Regions from separate parts of the Homo sapiens genome. Here regions 1 and 2 are each linked to region 3. The links are chromatin loops, found by intact Hi-C in ENCODE. Cell type or tissue: PC-9. All regions are shown on one strand.

Region 1 (8,000 bases), 54 kb after region 3:
TTCCCAATCCACTTTTGCTGGTCTTGGATAATGTCTGTTTTAGTGCAATTGATAATACTTCAATATGCTATCATGCTGTTCTATGACTTCAAACTATAAATAAAGAACTTAGAAATATCATTAACAATTAAGTCATTTTCTATTTGAAAATTCTTGTTTTGGTTAGAATCACTTGCTTCAACTGCTGGAGAAGAGCGGCTGTAATGGCTAATACTGAGTGTCAACTTGATTGGATTGAAAGATACAAAGTATTGATCCTGGGTATGTCTGTGAGGGTGTTGCCAAAGGAGTTTAACATTTGAGTCAGTGGGCTGGGGAAGGCAGACCCACCCTTAATCTGGGTGGGCACAATCTAATCAGCTGCCAGCGCAGCTAGAATATAAGCAGGCAGAAAAATGTGAAAAGAGAGACTGGCCTAGTCTCCCAGCCTACATCTTTCTTCTGTGCTGGATGCTTCCTGCCCTTGAACATCAGACTCCAGGTTCTTCAGTTTTGGAACTCAGGCTGGCTTTCCTTGCTCCTCAGCCTGCAGACAGCCTATTGTGGGACCCTGAGATCATGTGAGTTAATACTTAATATACTCCCCTTTATATATATTTGGGTTCCATTAGTTTTGTCCCTCTAGAGAACCCTAATACGCTGGCTAAAAACAACACCCTGTCTTGCAGAACAAACACATCATACTTTCTATTATTTATGATTTTTCATAAATAAATCCAACTTATCAGCCTCATCAGGTTGATTTTTAAAATGATTTAAGCTATTTTCAGGCAAAATTGATGATACCCTCTGAAATGTAAGTCCTTTTCTTTGACTGTCAGGCTGTGTTTTGAGATTCCACGTTGGCATTAATCAGATTTAGAACTACAGAATCTTATTATTGAAATGGACATGAAGGTTACATGATCTGGCCACTCATGACACAACACACGACTGCTGTCCTCTTACCAGTGGTTGTCTTTAGTTGACAACTTTCTGGAGAAAGGGAATCGCCACTCTGCTAGGGAGATCATTCTGTCTTTAAAAGATTTTCCAAAATTTTATACTTAAATATAAAGATCTCCTTTTTAATCAAAAGAACAACATATCATACTAGTGCTCCTGGTGACAGCAGATTAAGCTAAAGACAACTGATGGGTGACATGAGTCTAAAATCAACAGAAATCTGAAAAGTCATGAAGAGAAGTTTTCAAGAGATGCTAATTTCCCTCAAACTTCATGTCAAAAATACCAGAAAAAGCATATTGTTAATATTTTTCTTTTCCTTGCCTACTCCTTGAAATTCACCCAAATGATCTTTTGAAGGCTAGGGAGGTTCGCTAATGTTTAAAAGCATCATCTTATTCTGAAGATAGTGACTCCATGTTGTGTTACTGTCCTTATAGCCTACAATACTATAAGTTAGCTCAGGGTAATGGTCACAGAGCTGGATGATGTCTAGGCAGCATTTAAACACAGCATTACTACAATTGATAAAACACTCAAAAATCTTACCATCTTCCAAAGGTAATATGGGCATCGTAATTCCAGTGATGCTGCAATTACACATGGTGCTCCATTGTTTTTGAGTGTCAATGATCCATCCTCTCTCCCTGCAAAATTGCACCTCAATTTCCCTTTGGAAAACAAAACTTCTATTGGGGATAATGCTGATGGGGACTGGTGTCCAAGGCATTTCCCATTTACCTACCATGAGGTAAACACGTGACCCAAGTTCAGTCACACTCTCCCTGTGGAAGTTGAGTGTTAGGCCGAGATTAAAAGCAATTAGTGCTCATTCATTCAAGGGTATTACCCCAGAGAGACTAACATTTAGCTCTTACTCCCTCATAAGATCTGTTTCTGGAGACTTGCTTCCCATTCTATGAGCCAATAGAATCTATTTTTACTTAAATTAGTTTGATCTGGTTTTGGTTGCTTGTAATCCAAGAACCCTCACAATTACAATGATGAAGGCAGGATGTTGCATGCGAATCATTTAAAGGCCCTCAGATCGTAGCTATACCAGGAATTCTATTTATTTTGTGAAGATTTTTAACTCCAACCAAAATGAAGTGTTGTTGGAAGGTTAATTATGGAACTTTGCACTGAAAATTGAGTTGGAAAAAAACCTATTAATAAGCAGCTCAAAATTGCCAAGCTTACACAAATATTTTGACAGATCTATACTTTCTGGATAGTTTAGACTCTCCTTGGGATGAGTTATCCAAGCTGTTGGTACTGCTGTTGTAGCTGGGAGATCAGGAGTGGTGTCTGGGCTCTCTGGCAGATTTCACAGTGATAGGGAAGAGCTGTCTACACAGCTTTGTCTGTTTTCTTTAATCTGGGTCATCTGTGCTCCTAGAACCCACCTCTAGATTTCATTCCAGACTTCAGAAACCTTTTTCATTAACTCTTTTTGTCATCTTTATCAAGCTCCATAGATAAGCTCAGTTGGTCTGTGGAGGCAGCGTGAATGTCCATTTGTAATTTTAATGTCTGAAATAATAGTTTTTGCAATAAATGAGAAGACTGACCTTACACTACTCTCTCTCTAAAATCCGACTTATTTTTTCAAGCACAGTAAAAAATCCCAATTTTGGGGGTGGGGGTTGGCAGGGGCTTACTCTGTTGCTGAGGCTGCAGTACAATGGCATGATTAGAACTCACTGCAACCTTGAACTCCTAGGCTTAAGTGATCCTCCTTCCTCAGCCTCCCAAGTAGCTGGGACTACAGCTGTGTACCACCATGCTCGGATAGTTTCTTTTATCAGACGGGGTCTCTCTGTGTTGCCTGGGCTAGTCATGAATTCTTGGGCTCAAGCAATCCTCCTGCCTCAGCATTCCACAGTGTTGGGATTATAAGTGTGAGCCACTGTGCCCGGCCCCAAATATTTTCGTAATGTTTTTCTAGTTGACCACATCTGGAAAGAATCCATCATACTCTCACACCCCATGATGGGTATTTTTCCATGCCAGGCTTGTTTACACTGATCCTGCACTGCTTTGTAATCCGGCCCTTATTTACAAACCCTACGTCCCCACATTGTTCCCTAGCTGGTTGAGGGCATGGATTTATTTTATGAAGGTTGCATCTCCTATGATGGTGGGCATGAATGAATGACATCTTTCTGTACCTCCCCCCTCACTTAATTCAAAAGTGTTGATGAATCCTATTACTAATTGGATGGCAGTCTGGGCAGTAAGGTTTAGTGCCAACAACAGCAGTAGAGGAGGCAATGTTCTGGCAGCATGACAGAATCAGGATGTCTCAGGCTGTGATCTTCAAGCCTCTGCTGCCTGCAGATATGTCTCAAAGTATGAATTAAAAATCATTGAAATTTGAAGACTTTGGGCACTCTCTTCTCCCGTGCAGCTCTTATCTTTCCCTATTGTCCTCTTTCCCGCACCCCCCCACCCCCAACCACATTTACACATTAATGTTCCTTGGAAGGCTGTGAAGCCATTTGAGTTTGGACCCCAGTGATGTTTCTGACCTTGATGCTGTATCTCCACATACTCTGCATACCTGCGTATCTACCTTCTACTCTCTGTATTTCTCTAGTGTGTGTGTGTGTCTGTGTGTGTGTGTAAAACTCTTCAACAGGAGTGATGCTTAACTACACACCAAAACAAAGCAAGGCCTTCCCTAAATATCACCAACTGTTGATCTTGAACCTAAAGTTGTCATGAGAGCAAGCTCGTACTTTGGAGCAGTGTCAGGCTTTCATGCTTCAGCCTCGGGATTGAGACATTTGCTCCCTAAATGTTTTACAGACATTTGCTCCCTCAATGATGCTCTAGTTTCTGAGGAAAGTAAACAACTTAAATAAAAATTATATTTGCAGAAGTACTTGTGGGATGAGCCAGGTGTCCAACAAAAGTGGAGAAAGGTGCTAAGCTCTAGAAATTTTGTAGCCACTGAAGTAGACATGCAGATGTGAGGCCAACTGACAAGCACAGCTTTTGAAACTGCTTTTGCAAATTTATGACTGAGACAGTGAAAGAGATCTAACTTAACTGACTCCATCTTGCTTCTAACCTCCAAGCTGTCCTTGTTCATTCCTGGGCATAGGCTGAACTAACTTTGGGAGAAACTTACTTTATAGTTTGAACAAAGACGGTAACAGCCCTTTCCCAAAGCAGACCTCCTCCTTGTCTGGGTACTAGACTGCCTTTGTAGGACTAACGTTAGCCACGTGATTAGAAATTATGGTTTAGGAGTCATGCAGCTGGAGGCTACAAGATTCTGACCCTCCCTAAGTTGCTCCTAAGATCAGAGCTTGAGATATTTTGCAGACCTTGCACTTGAGGGATCAGCTGGCTCCACCCAGATCAATAAACTGGCTCATCTGATCTTGTGGCCCCCAACCAGGAACTGACTCAATGCAAGAAGACAGCTCTGACTCCCTGCGATTTCATCCCTGACTAATCAGCACTCCTGGCTCACTGGCTTCCCCCCACCCACCAAGTTATCCTTAAAGACTCTGCTCCCCGAAAGCTCGGGGAGACTGATTTGAGTAATAATAAAACTCTGGTCTCCCGCACAGTCGGCTCTGCGTGAATTACTCTTTCTCTATTGCAGTTCCTCTGTCTTGATGAATCAGCTCTGTCTAAGCAGCAGGCAAGGTGAACCCCTTGGGTGGTTACACTTTCAGGAGAGCTCTGAATCATAGCCAGAGCTGTGTTCACCCAGGGATGAGCAGGCTGGGACATTCAGAGCCTCCTTGTGGCCTGAATTCCTTCCTTGGGTAGAGCTTGTCCTAAGACACCTCGTTTCTATCTCAAGTAGACCCTGAGGCTCAGATGAGTTCTAAGACAAGGTAAAAAGAGTCCAGGGAAAACATGAAGAGCCAGCAAAGATGGCAGATGGCTGTGAAAAACAGTAGCAGACATCCTCAGACAATCGCTCAGTGCCTCGGAATGATTTTCAGAGATGTAAAAATGGACTCAGAGACAAAGTAGAGAAGGAAGTGAGAAGAACCCAGAAAATAAGATGTCATGTTATTTGTTTATATATTTGTTTTTGAGATGGAGTCTCGCTTTGTTGCCCAGGCTATAATGCAGAGATGCGATCTCAGCTCACTGTAGCCTCCACCTCCTAGGTTCAAGAGATTCTCCTGCCTCAGCCTCCTGAGTAGCTGCGACTACAGGTATGCGTCACCATGCCTGGCTTATTTTTGTATTTTTATTTTTATTTATTTATTTAGTTAGTTAGTTAGTTACTCTGAGATGGAGTCTAGCTCTGTCACCCAGGCTAGAGTACAGTGGGACAATCTCAGCTCACTGCAACCTCCATCTCCCGGGTTCAAGTGATTTTCCTGCCTCAGCCTCCCAAGTAGCTGGGACTACAGGGCTGTGCCACCGCACCCGACTAATTTTTGCATTTTTAGTAGAGACAGGGTCTCACCACGTTGGCCACGCTGGTCTCGAACTCCTGGCCTCAGGTAATCTGCCCACCTCAGCCTCCCAAAGTGCTGGGATTACAGGCGTGAACCACCGCACCCTGCCTAATTTTTGTATTTTTAATAGAGATGGGCTTCACCATGATGGCCAGGCTGATCTCGAACTCCTGGCCTCAAGTGATCTACCTACTTCAGCCTCCCAGAGTGTTGGGGTTATAGGTGTGAGACACTGTGCCTGGCCAATGCCGTGTTATCTTAACACGTATCATATATGTATGTGTTGGCTGTTGGTAAAGGAAAGCCTTTCCTAATTGTTAAAGTCAAATACTGTGTTAGGTGTATTTGTTAATATTTTATATTTACATATCATCTCACCCATTGTATTTTTTCACTTGCTGCCCTCTTGAAAACCACCTGCAAAACACAGGTGTGGGAGTAATTGTAATCTTTCATGGAAGGGGACCCCCGCTCTAGATTCCCTCGCAGTTGTTCAAGGCAGAGGAGGCACTCAGCTCAGGCTTTCAGTTCTTATCTTGGAAATAGTTTCAGTGAATTTTCAAAGTGGAGGCTAACACCTGAATGACAGGCTCATTATTCATGCTTGGTTTTATCTCTTTTTATTTCCAGCTATGGGGACCCAGCAGAGGAGGCTCTGTCTCTCGGGAATGCACTCAGTGGGTTGGGTCCCTTCCCCGCCTGGAGGTTACGGCCCTTGTGCCACTCCCTGATTTCATTAACAGCGCTTGAGGGGACTGCGCCATTTGCACGTACAGGGAGCAAGAGCAGGTCACGTAGTTATATTTTATCCAGTGTTGCCTTTCTCTAAGGGCGACGTTATCTATTAACCACTTTCTCTCTGCCCGCATCCCTGCTAGGTGTTGTGAAAAGTAAAGATGTAAAATTTCTGAACAATTTAAAGCTACAGTAAACAAAACATTTTCTCTGTGGGAGGTGGGGTTGGAAGGAATGAGAGGGAATCCATGTAGATAATCTAATTCTGTTAGTGTATGAACATCAGTATGTGAGTTCTAATTCCATGCGCTTATAAAATTCTCATGCCAGAAATATTCTGGAATGTGAAAAGCCATCAATGTCTTTTGCCTGGGCTACTACAGTAACTTTATTTTATTTTTTTATTTTGATACATGGTCTGGGTTTGTTGCCCAAGCTGGAGTGCAGTGGCGTGATCTCAGCTCACTTCAACCTCTGCCTTCCGGGCTCAAGCGAGCCTCCCACCTCAGTCTCCCTGGGATTGCAGGCACACGCCACCAAGCCCTGCCAATTTTTGTATTTTTAGTAGAGATGGGTTTTTGCCATGTTGCCAGGCTTGTCTCAAAACTCCTGGGTTTAAGTAATCTGCCTGCCTTGGCATCCCAAAGGGCTGGGATTACAGGCATGGGCCACCACACCCTGCCCTGCAGTAAATTTTAATTGATTTTCTTACTTTCTGTCACTCCCTATGTGACACACTGTTCTCCATGTAACCGGCTTTCAAAAGCTCAGGAGGGCACTTTCCAGCACCTCATTCCTCCTGGGATGAAGAAGCCCCAGGCCTCATAAGCCCGTGAGGCCTGAGGCCACCCAGAGCCCACCCCACCTCCCAGCTCTTTGCCAGCCATTCCCTGCCACCTGAAGGCTTCCGTCCTGCAGGATGCTCTAGGCCTTTCCACACCATGGAGCCTTTGACCACATAGCTTCCTCTCCGTTCCTTGCTCTCCCAACTCTCCTCCTCCAACTTACTTAGTAAATTTCATTCTTTTAAAAAGTGTACTTGCTGGTGCTGTGGCTCATGCCTGTAATCCCAGCACTTTGGGAGGCTGAGATGGGTGGATCACCTGAGGTCAGGAGTTCGAGACCAGCCTGGCCAATGCAGTGAAACCCTGTCTCTACTAAAAATACAAAATTACCCAGGCGTGGTGGTGGGTGCCTATAATTCCAGCTATTCGGGAGGCTGAGGCAGGAGAATCCCTTGAACCTGGGAGGCGGAGGTTGCAGTGAGCTGAGATTGTGCCTTTGCACTCCAGCCTGGGCAACAGGAGCGAAACTCCATCTGAAAAAGAAAAAAGTGTATTCAATTGTCCCCATTCCAGAAAATTCTCTGTCCCTTCTCTCCTCCAATAACTGATTCTTCCCTTGTCTGTTCCCCCACAAACCTTCCCGTGCTACTTTTGGAGATCTCCTCTTTTATCAGAGCTAGTTGTTTATGACTCTTTTGGATGGTGGGGTATGCTTGTGTGTGTGTGTGCATGTAAGTGTGAAAGAGAAAGAGAGAGACAGGGTCAAAGAAGAAAGCATACGGCTTGGGGAATGGAGTACCGACTTTTCAGAACAGGAGAAATGCCAGGGAGACATGCCCTCAAAACCCACGACGGATTTTTCTGTTGGTGCCTGCAGCTTCACACTGCATTTCCTTACACCAACAATAGGTGACTGGATCTCGGAGGGTACAGTTGTCTCCCAGAAATTCCCTCCCTTAGTGGTGTCCTCCCTGAGGCAGGGACTGACTCCTACTCATCTGTGCCACCAGTCAAGGGCACAGTGCCTGGTCCCCAGGAGAGATGCGGCAAATGCTGCTAAAGGGAATGACCCAGCAGTGTGGAGCCTTTTCCTCCGCCA
Region 2 (8,000 bases), 92 kb after region 3:
TTTCTCTCTCTTCATGAGTATGGCTGTTCTCTGGTGTCCTGCAATGGCCTCCCTCACTCACATCAACTTATTGAGTCCTTGGTTCTTAGAGTTAAAAGAGCCAGGCACAGCATTCTCTTCAAGCAACACAGGGCAGAGAAGCAAACACCTCACGCTTGTTTGTCAGAAAGGTCTCCCGGAATCTCTGCTTTAGCTGCTTAGTTTGTTCTGAAATCCTCGGGATTTTCCCCCCAAGTTCTCTGGAATTTCTGGCTGATGAAAACACAACTTTCTGGGGGTTCTCTGAAGGAAGATCATCCTGTTGTGACTTCGGCTTTGGAAGATAAATTGAGTCAAAGCAAAGAAGAGCTTAGGGATGTGGACCAAATGTTGCTAGGGCAGGAAGTCCTTTAGATAGGCACAAACAACCACTTCTGAACAGTTTTGTCCATCTTGCCTGTTAAAGAAAAACAGTCTGTAAATATCCAGTCTAGTTATTCATGCTCTTTGGAAGACAGCACAGTGGGGCAGTGAAGAGTGGGGCTTTCTGTAATAGATTGCCTGGGCTTGAATCATAGGTCACTTCTTTCTAGTGGCATGTCCTTGGACAAGTTGCTTCACCTGATGAAGTCTCAGTTTTCTCATCTGTAAAAAAGAAGGAGCAATCATTCCTATCTCCTTAAGTGAGGTGGATATTGAATAAAATGATCACTGTTTGACTTAATGTAAGGCAATAGAAAGGAAGTTCTCACTAATGTTGTTATAAATCCTTGTTTACTCTTAAACTTGAACAACTTATCTCTTATTTTTGACAGCTTGAAAATGTTGATTTCAACCACACATTTAGGGCATTTACCTTAAAAAATGTACTCTGCACATTCATTCTTATAGACATTCTGTGACGAAAGAATACTGTCATCCTAGGGAAGGAGCAAGTCTGCTCAGGGTTGGCTGGGAGAATGGAGCTCCACAACAACTGTGGGAGAAAAGCATTTATTGCCCTTGCTACACATCAGTGATCCACGTTTTCCAAATTGCAAACATTTTATAACCATGCCTGAGGCCGGGATGAAGACTGCCTCTCAGATTGACCTCATCTGTAGTGCTTTCTGCTTTTGCTAGAGCCGGGGTGCATGGCCTAGGCCTGGTGCTGCCTCTGCTTTTGAGAATTAAATGGGAAGTATTGGGGGTGAGGGGGTGGGAGGTGTATACTCTAGGGATCCAAGTTATTGTTGCCACGCCCACTTGCTTTTTTCCTTTCTCTTTTTGATACCCCAGGTGATGGGAACAGCAAGGCAAGGTGAAATTAACAAAATGAAGGACTGCTTGTGCCTGGTCTACAAAGTGACATTGCTTAGCAGCAGGGTCTCTCTGTCTTTGCGGTGCATGGTGGATTTTTGTTTCTTCAGGCTTTGCTTTTTTTTTTTTTTTGAGATGGAATCTTGCTCTGTCACTAGGCTGGCAGGCAGTGGCACAATCTCGGCTCACTGCAACCTCTGCCTCCTGGGTTCAAGCGATTCTCCTGCCTCAGCCTCCCGAGGAGCTTGGACTACAGGCTTGAGCCACCATGCCCGGCTAATTTTTGTATTTTTAGTGGAGGTTTCACCATGTTGGCCAGGGTAGTCTCGCTCTCTTGGCCTCCTGATCTGGCTGCCTTGGCCTTCCAAAGTGCTGGGATTACAGGCGTGAGCCACTGAGCCCAGCCAGATCAGGGTCTGCTTTTTCATAAAGGCAATGCGGGTAGTGGGTGGAGGTGTGAGGGTCCTATATGGGCCATAAAGAAAGAGAACTGGGAGTCTGGGTGCAGTAATGGGGAAGATCTTACAGTGAGTAGATTTTGCTCTAAAATAAAGGAAACACTGGCTAAATTCTTTTCCTTGCAAGAGTTAGAATAGAACATGGTATGCAGGAACTGCTTCTGTTTTCTTGTAAAATAGTGCCAGCAAACTATTCAGGTCATTTGCTCGACAGTTTTTCTCTTAAAAAATTTAAAATGTTGGGGCCGGGCATGGTGGCTCATGCCTGTAATCCCAGCACTTTGGGAGACCCAGGTGGGTGGATCACAAGGTCAGCAGTTTGAGACCAGCCTGACCAACATGGTGAAACCTGGTCTCTACTAAAAATACAAAAAAATTAGCTGGGCGTGGTGGCGGGTGCCTGTAATCCCAGTGACTTTGGAGGCTGAGGCAGGAGACTTGCTTGAAACCGGAAGGCGGAGGTTGCAGTGAGTGGAGATTGCGCCACTGCTCTCTAGCCTGGGCAAAACTCCGTCTCAAAAAAAAAAAAAAAAAAACAACTTAAAATGTTGTTATTGTTAGTCAAAAAATTTCTTTTTTCTCTTAAATTTTGTTTATTTCTAGGGCTGCCATAACAAAGTGCAATATTCTAAGATTTTGTTTGTTAATTAACTTTCCAGTTCACAACTCACATTTCTTAACATTTCAAATGTAAAGTTAGCCTAGAACAGTTGTACATTCAGTACTATCAGAATTTACAAGCTTAATTCAACGACATCTAGTTTCAAATAGCTGCAGTACGTATTTTCTCTTTTCAATTATGCATTCACTCTCTATTCTGATTATTTCAAGTTATGCAAATCAAGCTAGAGAAGAGATTTAATTTAATCAACTGTGGGTTTGCCTACACGGATTTGAATATTAGCTGTCGTCTATATGTAAATGACAAGAGTGAAGAGAACCTGTTGCTAAGCACTGTGACCAATTCCTGATGCAGTCCTTGAAGGTTAACCTTGTCAGACTGTTAGGGAAACAAGAGCATAGGAGAGTCAGAGTCACGTCATTTGAAGTTCAGCTCCATCTTGACACTAATAAGGCACATTCCTTGCTGGTCACAACCCACAGCCCTAAGATGTTTACAGTTCAGAAAACAGCTTGATGATACCTGCAAGGACACACTCCTATGACAATGGAATGTCCAGATGTCCCAATATCCATAACAATGCATGCTTCTAAGGTAATTACACGTATGATTTGATGTATTTACACACTATATGACTAGGAGAGTTTTCTTTGAGTCAGCAAAAAATAAGCAATTTTGCCATGCTGTCAGCCCACCTGCACAGAGACATAGCTTATCTTTTGCATAGAAAAGACCCCCATGTAAGAAAAACAAAACAAAGATGAAGCGTTCCTCCTCTTGCTTTCTGAGGATCCCTACTCTGTAACTGCGTATCTTTCAATCAACTCTCTCTTCTCACTGCACTCTGCGACCCGCCTTACATTGTTTCCTGCGTGAGATCCAAGAACCCTCTTGGGGTCTGGATTCAGGACTCCCTTTTCTGGCAACAAGACCTCAAAGCCAGACTCAAAAAGTCAGATTGGTTGCGGGAGATTGCTCGGTGTGCTCTGGAGGAGGACACCTCCCCCCAGGTCCGGTGACTGGGGGGATTCTAAAAACCAGATGCTTTTTTAGACATCTGCCTGTCGTTTATGGTTTATGAGATAGAAAGATTGAACAGGAATATGAGAGAGGAGTGAGAGATCGTTTCTGCCTACAAAGAATTCTCCATTCACTCAAATGAAGCTGCGTTCTTTGCATTCCAGACCGAGAAAGGAGGCTAAGGTATCCATCCCCCGAGGAAAAATAGGAGACTAGATACTTGGCGCTGTTAGCAATCTGGGAGGAGCGAGAAACCTTCAAATCACACAAAGGGTCAAGAACAGGGAAATCATCAGCCGAGTGAGTTCTCAGCAGAGGACCACATGAGAAAGGTGGCCACCCCTCTAGCCAATCATAAACAGAAGACTCACTCCTTAAAGTGCGAACATGGCTCTTTGGTGGGGAGAAGAGATAAGAGGTGGATTTTTACGGGGTTTATAAACACACCATCAGCTCATCTTGAAGACGCAAGAGAAGTTTTCAGGCACAGATGTTGTTTTGCTTTAGGAAGCTAGCGATGTGTTCTTCACAGGAAAGCTGACCAAATCCCAGAATTAATTATTCATTGTCTCCTTCCCCCCTCCCCCCCACACTAAACTGGGTCAGGGAGAGAGTTTCATATTTGTGTTGCTGTTACAGCGCCAGCTCAGAAGTAAAATGATTGGCTGAGACTTGGAGCTTAACAATTAACGTTAAATACAGGCAGCTGGCTGTGTTTTGCTTAAAAGCCACAATCAAGGAATCTGGCAATCTGGAATTTTGTGATGGCTGATGCCTGTTTGTTTTTTTTCCCCCCCCATTTGCACAATTGCGAGTCTTCTGGGAACTTTTCTTTTACTGACACTATGGTTTTGCATGTTTAAAAAATTGGCAGACATCCTCGGAGGTAACGCAAGGTGCCTCGGTGCCATACACAGCCAAGGTGTGCAGTTCCGCGGCCGCATGATTCATAGTTCTGCTCTGTTTGGTAAAAACAAACACTGAAGACGCGTTATCAGTTTATTAGTACAATGTTTAATTGTGCTCTTTTTTTTTCTGTTCTCACTCCGTTAATTGCTCATAAATGGGAAAACAAAAAGGATTGAGTCCTTTTAGCGGTCGGGCTGCTCTGGAGGTGAACTGTATTCTATTGCTTCTAGGGCCACCTTGTGGACAACAAGTGTATTTAGAAATTAGACTTACAGGATGGATTCATTGGGAAAGCGTAGTAGACTGGTAATATGACTTTGGAATTCTTGGTTATAAAATCTAAGTATAATGATAATGACTTAGTTTTTATTAGAAGAACATTCCAGAAAATGTCCTAATTTAGGAAAGGCTAGTAATTGTGGCGAGTATGGAAATCTACCCATCACCATAAAATATATAATGATAATCCAGATTTTATATTTTATAGTTTATTATCAATCATCTAAATTTCCTTACAATTCTTTCATGTGCTGGGGGTGGAGAAAAACCCAGGAGAGAGAGAGAGAGCCTGTTTCTCAACTATCTCAGTATTTCAGATTTCTTGCTGTTTTCCTCACCCCGCTAGATGGCATCTGGCTGCATGAAAGAAGTGACATAACCTTGGGGTGGTGGGAGGAGATACTGTGTCCCTGAGCACCAGTCCTTCATCTGCTAGTTGCAGATGGGCTGGGCCTTCTATGGGTCTCTGCATGGAGCTTGTTGTGTGCAGCTGGTCCCTTCTGGCTGCATGTCAGGTAGGGGTCATGAGTCCCCATGTTCCACAGACCCCATAGCTTTGTGATCTTTGGTCAGCACAGCTAATCTCAGAACCTTTGAGGACACGTTTGTGGATCTTCTGCAGACCATGCATAGGCTCTGGGGCACCAGTAACATTTTCTCAGGATGTCTACGTAGATATCTTATTCACCATTGCTAGTCCTGCCATGTTGGATGTGAGGGTATACCAAAGACCCACTTCCCAAAGACAGGCTTGGGAGTTTCCAAGTTTACCCTAAGGTCGCAGAAAGGGATAGATATCAAAGACATTGGCAACCAACCTCTTCACTCTGTTTTTCTCTCTTCCCTCCCATGTTCCATCTGGGCTAGAAGAGGAAGGTTCTTCTCCTTTCTGTATATCAGAAGTTTTCCTTTCATCACATCTTGCATTCTTTCTTTCTTTTTTTTTTTTGAGATGGAGTCTCGCTCTGTTGCCCAGGCTGGAGTGCAGTGGCACAGTCTTGGCTCACTGCAACCTCAGCCTCCTGGGTTCAAGTGATTCTTCTGCCTCACCCTCCTGAGAAGCTGAGATTACATGTGTGCGCCACCACGCCCAGCTAATTTTTATATTTTTAGTAGATACGGGGTTTCACCATATTGGCCAGGCTGGTCTTGAACTCCTGACCTCATGATCTGCCTGCCTTGGCCTCCCAAATTGCTGGGATTACAGGCATGAGCCACCATGCCCGGCACATCTTGCATTCTTTCTATCCTATGACTTACAGCAAAGCAGCAGAATCAGTATTGCCAAGCTTCACTTAGATTCTTCAGAATTGTCAAAACGATCCTATTTCTAGAGACACAAAAATACAATTTGTGTAGTCAAAGCAGAAAAATCAACTCCTTTTGTGCATTCCTGATGTAATTATTCTAAATCCTCTTAGAGGCAAATGGATGCTTCTGGCAGATTGAGTGAGTATATACTTGGAAATGCAAATAGAAAAACACACCAGTATTTCTCAATAACAAAGCTATTGGAAGATGATAGCATTAAAGATATTATCTTCATTTTATTATGTTATTTTTATTAGTCCCCAAAATGCAAATATTTCATAGTTTGGATAATAACTTGGAAAGCAAATAATGCAGCCTCTGTATTATTTCTCTCCTGCTGTTTCTTTCCTGACTTGACCAAACTAAGATTGGTTGATGTTTGGTTTTGCATTATAACCTCCTTAGAAGATAAAGGCAAGGAGACTGGGAGAAGCTGGTGCATTTTAATAGGAGCCTATTGTAAAGACATGAATTTATGCAGGACAGCCTTCTTGCCAATCCAGTACCTACACCAAAACAATATTAGCCCCTTCTAATCAAAAAGGAATTTTTATTTCTTTAGGTCAGTAGTTTTTTTCCTTTTTTTTTTTTTTTTTGCAACTTCCACCTCCAGGGTTCAAGCAATCTCCTGCCTCAACCTCCCAAGTAGCTGGGATTACAGGCATGTGCCACTATACCTGGCTAAATTTTGTATTTTAAGTAAAGATGGGGTTTCACCATGCGGGCCAGGCTGGTCTCGAACTCTTGACCTCAAGTGATCCACCCGCCTTGGCCTCCCAAAGTGCTGAGATTACAGGCGTGAGCCACCATGCCCGGCCTAGGCCAATAGTTCTTAACCCGAAGTGAATCATGTCATTTCACTTGGCAAGCATTTTCTAAGCGCATTTTAGCCTTTGATTTAGATATTCTAATTCACTTGTTCTGAGATTGGGCCTACAGAGTTCTGAGAACATTCCTTGTTAGGCATCATGGCTGAGGTTTATGGTCTATCCTCTTGTAATCCATTCTATCGGGCACCATCTATTGCTTTGTGCCATCAATTACCTCTTCTTCGGTAATGCAGTGTCTTGGCAGGGTGTGAAAGGTCACTTTCAAACTATCAGGGCCTGATGATTCATACTTTCCCCAGAGTCCTCTGCATATCCTGGACACAACCGCTTTCTATTTATTCATGGAGTGCCCTGGGAGCCCCAGCATGTCAAGGGACACTAAGATTCCCTGACACTTCCCTTGGTTTACACTAGACTGGGAAGACTATATAGGCATAGAGAGCCCCTGATGGTCTGTAGGATAAAACCATTGAATTCCTGAAAGAAAATCCACCACAAAGGAGGAATAAATAGTAATTGATTAAACATATACAGTCATGTGCCCCTTAAGGACATTTCGGTTGATGATGGACTGAATATATGATGGTGGTCCCACAAGGTTTTCATAGGCAGGCCTGCCTTATACAGGTGTACCACTTTTTAAAAATCTTTCATGCCACATTTTTTACTATACCCTTCCTATGCTTAGATATGTTTAGATACATGAATACCTTCCATCGTGTTATAGTTTCCTACAGTATTCTGCATAGTCACCTGCAGTACAGGTTTGTAGCCTAGAAGGAATAAACTGTACCATATAACCTAGGTGTGTGGTAGGCCGTGCCATCTAGGTTTGCATAAGTACATGCTATGACGTTCACACAATGATGAAATTGCCTTGCAACACACTTCTTGGAATGTATCACCATCTTTAAGCAAAGGATGACTATACTAATTGAACATCTACTATGTGCCACATGATGCGTTGGAGATACCTGACAACAAATAGACAAGCAATCGCCATTTCCACGGGGCATGAGAGGGGACAGGCAATAAAAACTAGAATGGGTAAATACCCAAGACAATGTCAGATAGCAATAGGACCTCTGAAGAGTGGTGGGTGTAGCAGGTGAAGCAGCAGGGATCTGGGTGAAGGAGGGGAGCATGGGTGTGCTTCGGTGTGGGGCTGTGCCTCCCCCAGGGCAGGGCACCCCAACATCACCTCCTCCTAGTCCTGCAGCCTCACTTGAGAGTGCTGTGACTCTTAGCGGAGGACAGGTCCTGGGGCATAAAGGAAAGATTGGAGTTCCAAGG
Region 3 (8,000 bases):
AACTAGGACTCCAACTGGGCAGGGAACTCTGGCCTCTAGAGAAGGACTCAGCAATGGACAGCCAAGGATCCAGGGAGGGACTTCAGTCTTGGGGTGGACCCCCTCTCCTCCCCTCTCCTCCCCCTCCTCCCCTCCCTTCCCCTCCCCTCCCCTCCTTTCTTTCCTTCCTTCATTTCTTTCTTCCTTTCTTTCCCCTTCTTTCTTTCTCTTTCTTTGCCTTCTCCCTCCTTCCTTCCTTCCTTCCTTCCTTCCTTCCTTCCTTCCTTCCTTCCTTCCTTCCTTCCTTCCAACAGGGTCTCACTCTGTTGCCCAGGCCGGAGTGCAGTGGTGTGACTATGGCTCACTGCAGCCTCTACCTCCTGGACTCAGGTAATCCTCCTACCTCAGCCTCCCAAGTAACTTGGACTGCAGGTGTATGCCGCCATGTCTGGCTAATTTTTGTGTTTTTTTGTAGAGAAAAACATGGTAAAACATGGTGGGCAGATGACTTGAGCCCCAGCTGGTCTTGAACTCCTGGGCTCAAGCCATCTGCCTGCTCTGACCTCCCAAAGTGTTGGGACTACAGGTGTGAGTCACGTGCCTGGCCCATTTTCTTCTTCCTTTTTGTTTTGTTTTGTTTTGTTTTGTTTTGAGATGGAGTCTTGTTCTGTGGCCCAGGCACAATTGTGCAGTGGCACAATCTTGGCTCGCTGCAAACTCCGCCTTCTGGATTCAAGCAATTCTCATGCCTCAGCATCCCGAGTAGCTGGGATTACAGGCATGCACCACCATGCCTGGCTAATTTTTCTATTTTCAGTGAGACTCTGTCTCAAAAATAAATAAATGAATACATAAATAAAATAAAATAAAAACATATGGCAGGCAATTTAGTGTATTAGAAAGATTATGACCCAGAGACCTGAGGTATAATCCTGGTTCTGCTATTAGCGAGTTAAACAGCTTGAAGTCACCTTTCTCTAAGGCCCTTGCTTTCTTCATCTGTGAGGGAATTGATAATTTCTGTGCAGTGTATCTTTAGCCTAGACAACAATGTAAAGTATATTTCCTGGAGCCATACAATGTGGAGGCCGTGCAGTGGCCAACTTCCTGCAATAGTGAAGCCCAGTGAGAACTGTGACTTTCTCAGCTTGGAATCAATGCAATCTGATCACCCTTGCCACAGAAGGTGTAATCCATCAGTCCATGGTGTGTGCTCGAAATCAGTGATGAAATGTCCACTGGGGAATTAGCCGGCCCTGCTGTAATGAGTCTTATGCATGCAAGATTGTAGTATTTGTCAAGTGGGAAGCCACAAATATAAATCTAAAAGGGAAGCAGAATGCTTACACATCTTCTGAAGTTCTAATCTCTAGAGGGGTTAGCCAATCAGGCTGACCCCTGGGTCCTGGACTTTAAGGACCCCCACAGATACTTTCTGGTAGGTTACAGAAACATCAAAGTAGGTAGTGGGGAAACACTGGGGCTAGCTGGTGCTGAGGAAAACAAGGCTCTCGTATCTACACATGTGAATTAACTACTAGGGATGGTTGCCTAGCAACATTATTCCCCTCCCCCTTCACACCATCTTTAGCTTGCTTATTGACTTCTTGTGACATCTCCACTTCTCTTCTCTTTTGATATTAGCCTGGTGTTTATTATGAATCAGATTTCAGTTAGTTACAGTGTGTTAAGAATGGTTTGTAGCATAAATGGGTAGAGAACAGATTGATTTTCTGGTAGCATTTGAAAAATATACTGGCCAGGCATCTCTTTAAAAAGTCAATGGCTCACTTTTAGCCATGTAACAAAAGTAGATATTTTGACAGAAAACCAAACACCGCATGTTCTCTCTTATAAGTGGGAGCTGAATGAGAAGACACACGGACATATAGTGGGGAACAACACACGCTGGGGCCTCTCGGGGATGGAGTGAGGAGAGGGAGAGCATCAGGAAGAATAGCTAATGGATGCTGGGCTTAACATCTAGGTGATGGGATGACCTGTGCAGCAAACCACCATGGCACACGTTTACCTATGTAACAGACCTGCACATCCTGCACATGTACCCTGGAGCTTGAAGGAAAAGTTGAAGAACTAAAAAGAATGAATGAATGAATGGAAGGAAGGTAGGGATAAATATTATTTTAAACAAACAAATAAAGAGATACTTTAAAATCCTGCCCCCTTATGAAGGTCCTATCCCATGCAATACTCTTCTGCTATCATACTTATAGCTAATGGTTAGGTGGATGTTTCTGGTTCTGTAGGGACCTAGCAATCTGTTGCAGGTAGACTTTAAGATCAGGTTGAATACAACTTTATTTGGTAAAATACTTAACAGCAGGGTTGTTAAATATTTTCTCCAGAAAAAGCAAAAACCAACCCCTAATTTAACACTTTTTTTTTTTTAAAGAGATGGATTATTGCTATGTTGCCCAGTCTGGTCTCAAACTTTTGGGCTCAAGTGATTCTCCCACCTCAGCCTCCCAAGTAGTTGGGACTACAGGCCATGCCACCACCACTGGTTCCTAACTTATAGAATTTGCCAATATCTGTGGTGCAAATACTCTCATGATGGCCAGTTTCAAGCTACCAATGTACTGTCCCTGAATGCAGAGTTGGGAAAAGATGTACACTGTCTGTCTTCATGAATTGGTATCTATCACAACCCTGAAATAATTCTAAAGCTTTCTGTTTAAAGCAGGAGAATTTCATATGTCTGTCAGTAATCCTGCAAACTCCATATCCCAAGAGGATTTAATTCAAAGGGTGAAGTGTTTAGAAAATAAAACAAGGCCGGGCGTGGTGGCTCATGCCTGTAATCCCAGCACTTTGGGAAGCCAAGGTGGGCGGATCACCTGAGGTCGAGAGTTAGAGACCAGCCTGACCAACATGGAGAAACTCTGTCTCTACTAAAAAAAATATATGTATATATATATATATATATATATATATATATATATATATATATATATATATATTTTTGTGTATATATATATATATATATATATACACACACACACACACAAAATTAGCCGGGCACGTGGCACATGCCTATAATCCCAGTACTTTGGGAGGCCGAAGTGGTTGGATCACCTGAGGTCAGGAGTTCGAGACCAGCCTGGTCAACATGGCAAAACCCTGTCTCTACTAAAAATACACAAATTAGCTGAGCATGGTGGCACATGCCTGTAATTCCAGCTACTTGGGAGGCTGAGGCAGGAGAATATCTTGAACCTGGAAAGTGGAGGTTGCAGTGAGCTGAGATTGCGCTACTGCACTCCAGCCTGGGCAACAAGAGTGAAACTCCATCTCAAAAAAAACACCAAAAAAAACAAAAAAACAAAACCCGAGTAAGTTCCATTTCACCAACTCACAGATATGATTAGCCTGAGTTTCCAGAAAAACAAGGAATGAAGGAGAGACTGCAATCCTGTACAAAGTGCCTAGAACAAAACAAGCACCAAATTATTCCTTGCAAAATGTCAGCCATATTTAAAACTGGCTCTTCTTTAGTTAAACATTAAAACTGAGTTTATTTAAATCACTTCTTAAAACTTAGTTTCATCCTAATCAACTCTGTTTATTCTTTTTGTATTTTTTAAATTTTCTTTGAGAGACAGGGTCTTGCTCTGTCACCCAGGCCAGATTGCAGTGCTGCAATCGTACAATCATAGCTCACTGTAGCCTTGAACTCCTGAGCTCAAGTGATCCTCCTGCCTCAGCCCACACACCCAGTCTATCTTCATTCAATCTGATGAATGGTGAAATGGTTACGTTTTCAAACACATTTTAAAACAATTACATAACCTATAAAATAACAAATATTCATCAGATAGTACCTAAAATCACTTTGCATACCATCTGTGGCATCTGTACAGGGATGTGTACCATGCTTTGTGAAACAATGCACCAAGTACGTGTTGGACATTATTATTAATATTTATCTTTGGAGGCTGAGTATTCAAAGGCTCCCTCCAATAATGCAGGTGGTAAATTCTCAGTACTATATTTAGATAAATCATCAGGAAACTTGACTCCCAATATCCTAAAAATCCTTTAGGAAAAGTCTGTCTGGCCTTTCTTTAAAGGTCACTGCTGCTAGGCAACACCTTTCTTCTGGGATGTGGACCACATTTCTTAGATTTTATTAAAGCACTTGTCTTGTCATGGGTGGAGGTGGGGGAACACATTCTGCTTCTATCTAGCATTTCAGTAGAGTCCTAAGCTCAGAGAGGACAACAAGATTCAGTTCAGAAGAGGTCACACATTTCCTCCTTCGTTTTGCACATCTGTGGGTGTTGTGTGCTATAGGCAGTGTGCAGTGGATTGGAAAATAAGGACCTCTGTGTTTCCACCTTTGAGCTGCTACCTACTCCCTGGGTAATCACTGGCCAGCTTCCCAACCGTAGGTCAGTCTCCTCTTGTCAAACCAGTTAGAGCAGGAGGCTGTCTCAACTGTGGGGAAGATCTGATTTCGGAAATGGAAGCTATTCTGCCCCATTCTCCCTCCTGAGCTGATCAATGGCAATTATTCACAACAATGACACATGGTGGGTCATTTTCTTTTAATTTATTGATTTTTAACCATAATGGAGAGAACTTCCCTGTTGCAAATCTGGAAGAGATGTTCTACGCTTCAGAATTGTCCATTTTTCTCCTTGTTTTAAAGGGGACTACAGCATTCCAACCCAAATCTAAATCAAAACCTAATTTCTTCAGGTGGTTAATTGAATCAAAAGAAGAGTTGTTTCTAATTACCAGCTGTGTCCTGATTGCAAGGTAATTTGTATTCATCCATGACTAGCAAATTCATAATGCATGAGGCCCTACACAGCCACTTGCCTTAATAGCCCTCATTTTAGAAAGCTGATGTCTTCAAGCCAAAGGATGCTTAACGCAATGTTTAGTCACGTTGAAGAGCCTTGATTGACTATTCCTGAAGTAAGCTTGTAGAAAAGGAAGTAGTTTCCTAATCCATCTCAGCTTCTCCTCCAATCCACTCCAGCTCCTTTCTGTCAACCACAGGAAAAGCATAAAGCTGGAAGGTACAGGAACACACTCATCTGCTGAGTCTGCTTTCACTGAGGAGGCTGAGACAGTGCATTTTCAGCCTTTCGAATATCAGCGGTGAGGGTCCTCTATGGTCTCACATTTTAGTGCTCAATGATTAGGATTTCTCTCTTGACCACAGAAACTGGACTTTCCAGTTCCTCAACAGAGTCATGGGAAAGATCCCATTAGGAAGAGGACTGTTGCCTCTGGCAAGATTTGACCACAGGTTTAGAGCAGGTTACAGTCATGGTTTCTACAAAGTAGGTTGTTCCTGGATGTAAGAGGTGGCCAGCCATCAGAAAAATCGAGCATAAAGAGGCCACATGAATACCAGTCATGCCAAATACACCTTGGAGAAGACTCTCAAGCACAGTGCATTTAACTTTTGGGGAAGTATGCCCTTTCTAGGAAAGGAATACAGTCTCAAGAATTCAGACTTAAAATCCTTTGGAGTGGGAAGAAAAAACCACAGTCTATGTGATGGAACGGGCTGGTGGTCCTTACATTACCTGGGTTAGACTTTACATTACCACCTAGCTTTGTGAATTTACACAAGTCACTTAACTTTTTTGAGTATCAGTATTCTAAGCAGAAAATGAATGAACGAAATATTTACTAAGATCCCTTCCAGCTCTATGATTCTGTGACTCAATTACTTACTTTCACTTCTAGAACCTCATTTATCCCTCCGAGCAGTTAACTCACATTTCTACTATAGTGTCTAAAAATTAATGATATCCACAAGATTAAACATTTCTAGGGTCTGATTCCACCCCCGCCCTGCCCCTGCCCCAAGCATTTCAGCAGGATTTTTATTATATATATATATAATATATATTTATATTATATAAATATGTATATATATTTTTTTGCTGAGATTTATTTTCTCTTCTGAGCTCAGAATTCACTATTGGAGCGTGTCATGAATCATGCCTTAACTCTCTTCTGCTTGGTCTTACCAATGAAAAATGGAAGATGTATACTGGCAGAGAAAGAATTTAAAGCTGGGCGCGGTGGCTCACGCCTGTAATCCCAGCACTTTGGGAGGCTGAGGCGGGCGGATCACGAAGTCAGGAGATCGAGACCATCCTGGCTAACATGGTGAAATCCCGTCTCTACTAAAAATACAAAAAATTAGCCAGGCGTGGTGGTGGGTGCCCGTGTTCCCAGCTACTCGAGATGCTGAGGCAGAAGAATGGCGTGAACCCGGGAGGTGGAGCTTGCAGTGAGCCGAGATCGCGCCACTGCACTCCAGCCTGGGCGACAGAGCAAGACTCTGTCTCAAAAAAAAAGTAAAAAGAATTTAATAAGCTTTGGAGTCAGAGAAACTTAGGTTCGAACTCCAGCTGAAGCACTTACCTTGCATGACTTCAGGCAATTATTCAAAACACCTTCTTCTTTAAGTAGAGATAAAATTTCTGAATTTCTTTTTTTTTTTTTTTTTTTTTTTTGAGTCAGGGCCTCTCTCACTGCCCAGGTTGGAGGGCAGTGGCTCAATCGTGGCTCACTGCAGCCTCAACATCCCCCCAGCTCAGGTGATCCTCCCACCTCGGCCCCCTGAGTAGCAGGGACCATATGTATGTGTCACCACACCCAGTTAATTTTTGTATTTTCTTGTAGAGACGGGGTTTCATCATATTGCCCAGGCTGGTCTCAAGCTCCTGGGCTCAGGTGATATGCCGATCTCAGTCTCCCAATGTGCTAGGATTACAGACGTGTCTGGCCAAATTCTTGAATTTTATGTAGAATTCTTAAGAAGATTAAATGGTCTTCACACCTTCAAAGCATTTAACGGCTCACTTATTCAAAACTCATCTCTCCACTCAATTTTTTGAGATTTCCCCAACCTCGTGATGATCCATCTTGCATATGAGTTTCAGTTTCTCTACCTCTTTAAATATTTTTTTATCCTACCTAAACTATTGATCACCATGGCCATAACATGAACAATTCATCATCTTAAATGCGTAATTACTAAAAATCAACTTCAGTATCCCAATATCTGACCACCACCTCCCATCCTCTACATCTCTAATGCCAGTGTCTTCACTCCAAAAATTCTTCAGTCTCAACAAGGCCTCTAATCCTTTGATCCTAGTGTATTTTCACAATCAGGCACTTTATTGCATTTTCATTTCCCTTACTAAGGTTAGAGTAGATGGTCCCTCATACTAATCACCTCTTGCACATTCCATGAATTTTGTAGGCCCTTTCTTCAATGGCTTACTCCTCTAGCAAACATGCAATCTTGATTAAATCCCATTCTCTGCCTCTTCTGTTCCTTCACTTGGGCAGATAATTATTGCTGGACAATAGCACACAATTGTGTTGACTGGTTCTTTTAAATTATTATTATTATTTTTTTGAGATGGAGTCTTACTCTGTTGCCCAGGCTGGAGTGCAGTGGTGCAATCTTGGCTCACTGCAACCTCTGCCTCCCGGGTTCAAGTGATTCTCCTGCCTCGGCCTCCCGAGTAGCTGGGATTACAGGTGCATGCCACCATACCCAGCTGATTTTTGTATTTTTAGTAGAGATGGGGTTTCAGCATATTGGCCAGGCTGTTCTTGAACTCCTGACCTCATGATCCACCCACCTCAGCCTCCCAAAGTGCTGGGATTACAGGCATGAGCCACTGCACCCGGCCAACCAGTTCTTGCTTTAGTTTCATGATCATGAATCTCAACTGTACGTTCAATGCCACCCAGGAACCTTATTGTTGGAACAAATAAGTTCCTCTTCAAAACTCAACTCTATGGTCATAAGTGATGTGGTCATAAATCCACCCTTCCTGTCTCCCTCCTTCCCCCTTTCATCACCCTGGCCTTCAAAGTTCTCATTTCACTACCTTATTTGGAAACAGTTTCAAACTTCCTTCTTTCTTGTTTTGTAAGTCAACCCTACCCCTTCCTCTCCCTCCCCTCCTTCCTTTGCAAATCTCATGTTTACCCCATTTGGAAAAGTTTAA

What was found. A loop is a pair of places that touch in the nucleus more often than their neighbours do. Peaks named below come from ENCODE experiments on the same cell type or tissue, not always from the same donor. Only the 100,000 strongest peaks of a DNase experiment are listed, where the experiment ranks them.
Region 1: it touches region 3 in a loop (5-fold over the local background); 3 of 110 quality-filtered maps call a loop at or near these places.
Region 2: it touches region 3 in a loop (6-fold over the local background); 2 of 110 quality-filtered maps call a loop at or near these places.

The regions. Positions count from the first base shown.
Region 1 is chr9:87,370,780-87,378,779 of GRCh38, reverse strand. No RefSeq gene overlaps it. Among named protein-coding and RNA genes, the nearest start is that of DAPK1, 120 kb to the left of the region's middle. In PC-9, a CTCF peak has its summit at 4,720 (motif pointing left); DNase peaks (open chromatin) are centred at 2,919, 4,279, 4,609 and 6,119; H3K4me3 peaks cover 1,064 bases; H3K27ac peaks cover 4,394 bases.
Region 2 is chr9:87,333,560-87,341,559 of GRCh38, reverse strand. No RefSeq gene overlaps it. Among named protein-coding and RNA genes, the nearest start is that of DAPK1, 160 kb to the left of the region's middle. RefSeq lists a silencer at 4,923-5,092. In PC-9, a CTCF peak has its summit at 4,504 (motif pointing left); DNase peaks (open chromatin) are centred at 2,859, 3,599 and 4,439; H3K4me3 peaks cover 1,365 bases; H3K27ac peaks cover 1,238 bases.
Region 3 is chr9:87,425,247-87,433,246 of GRCh38, reverse strand. No RefSeq gene overlaps it. Among named protein-coding and RNA genes, the nearest start is that of DAPK1, 69 kb to the left of the region's middle. In PC-9, no CTCF peak of the experiment used is centred here; DNase peaks (open chromatin) are centred at 4,396, 4,906 and 5,246; H3K4me3 peaks cover 1,375 bases; H3K27ac peaks cover 2,315 bases.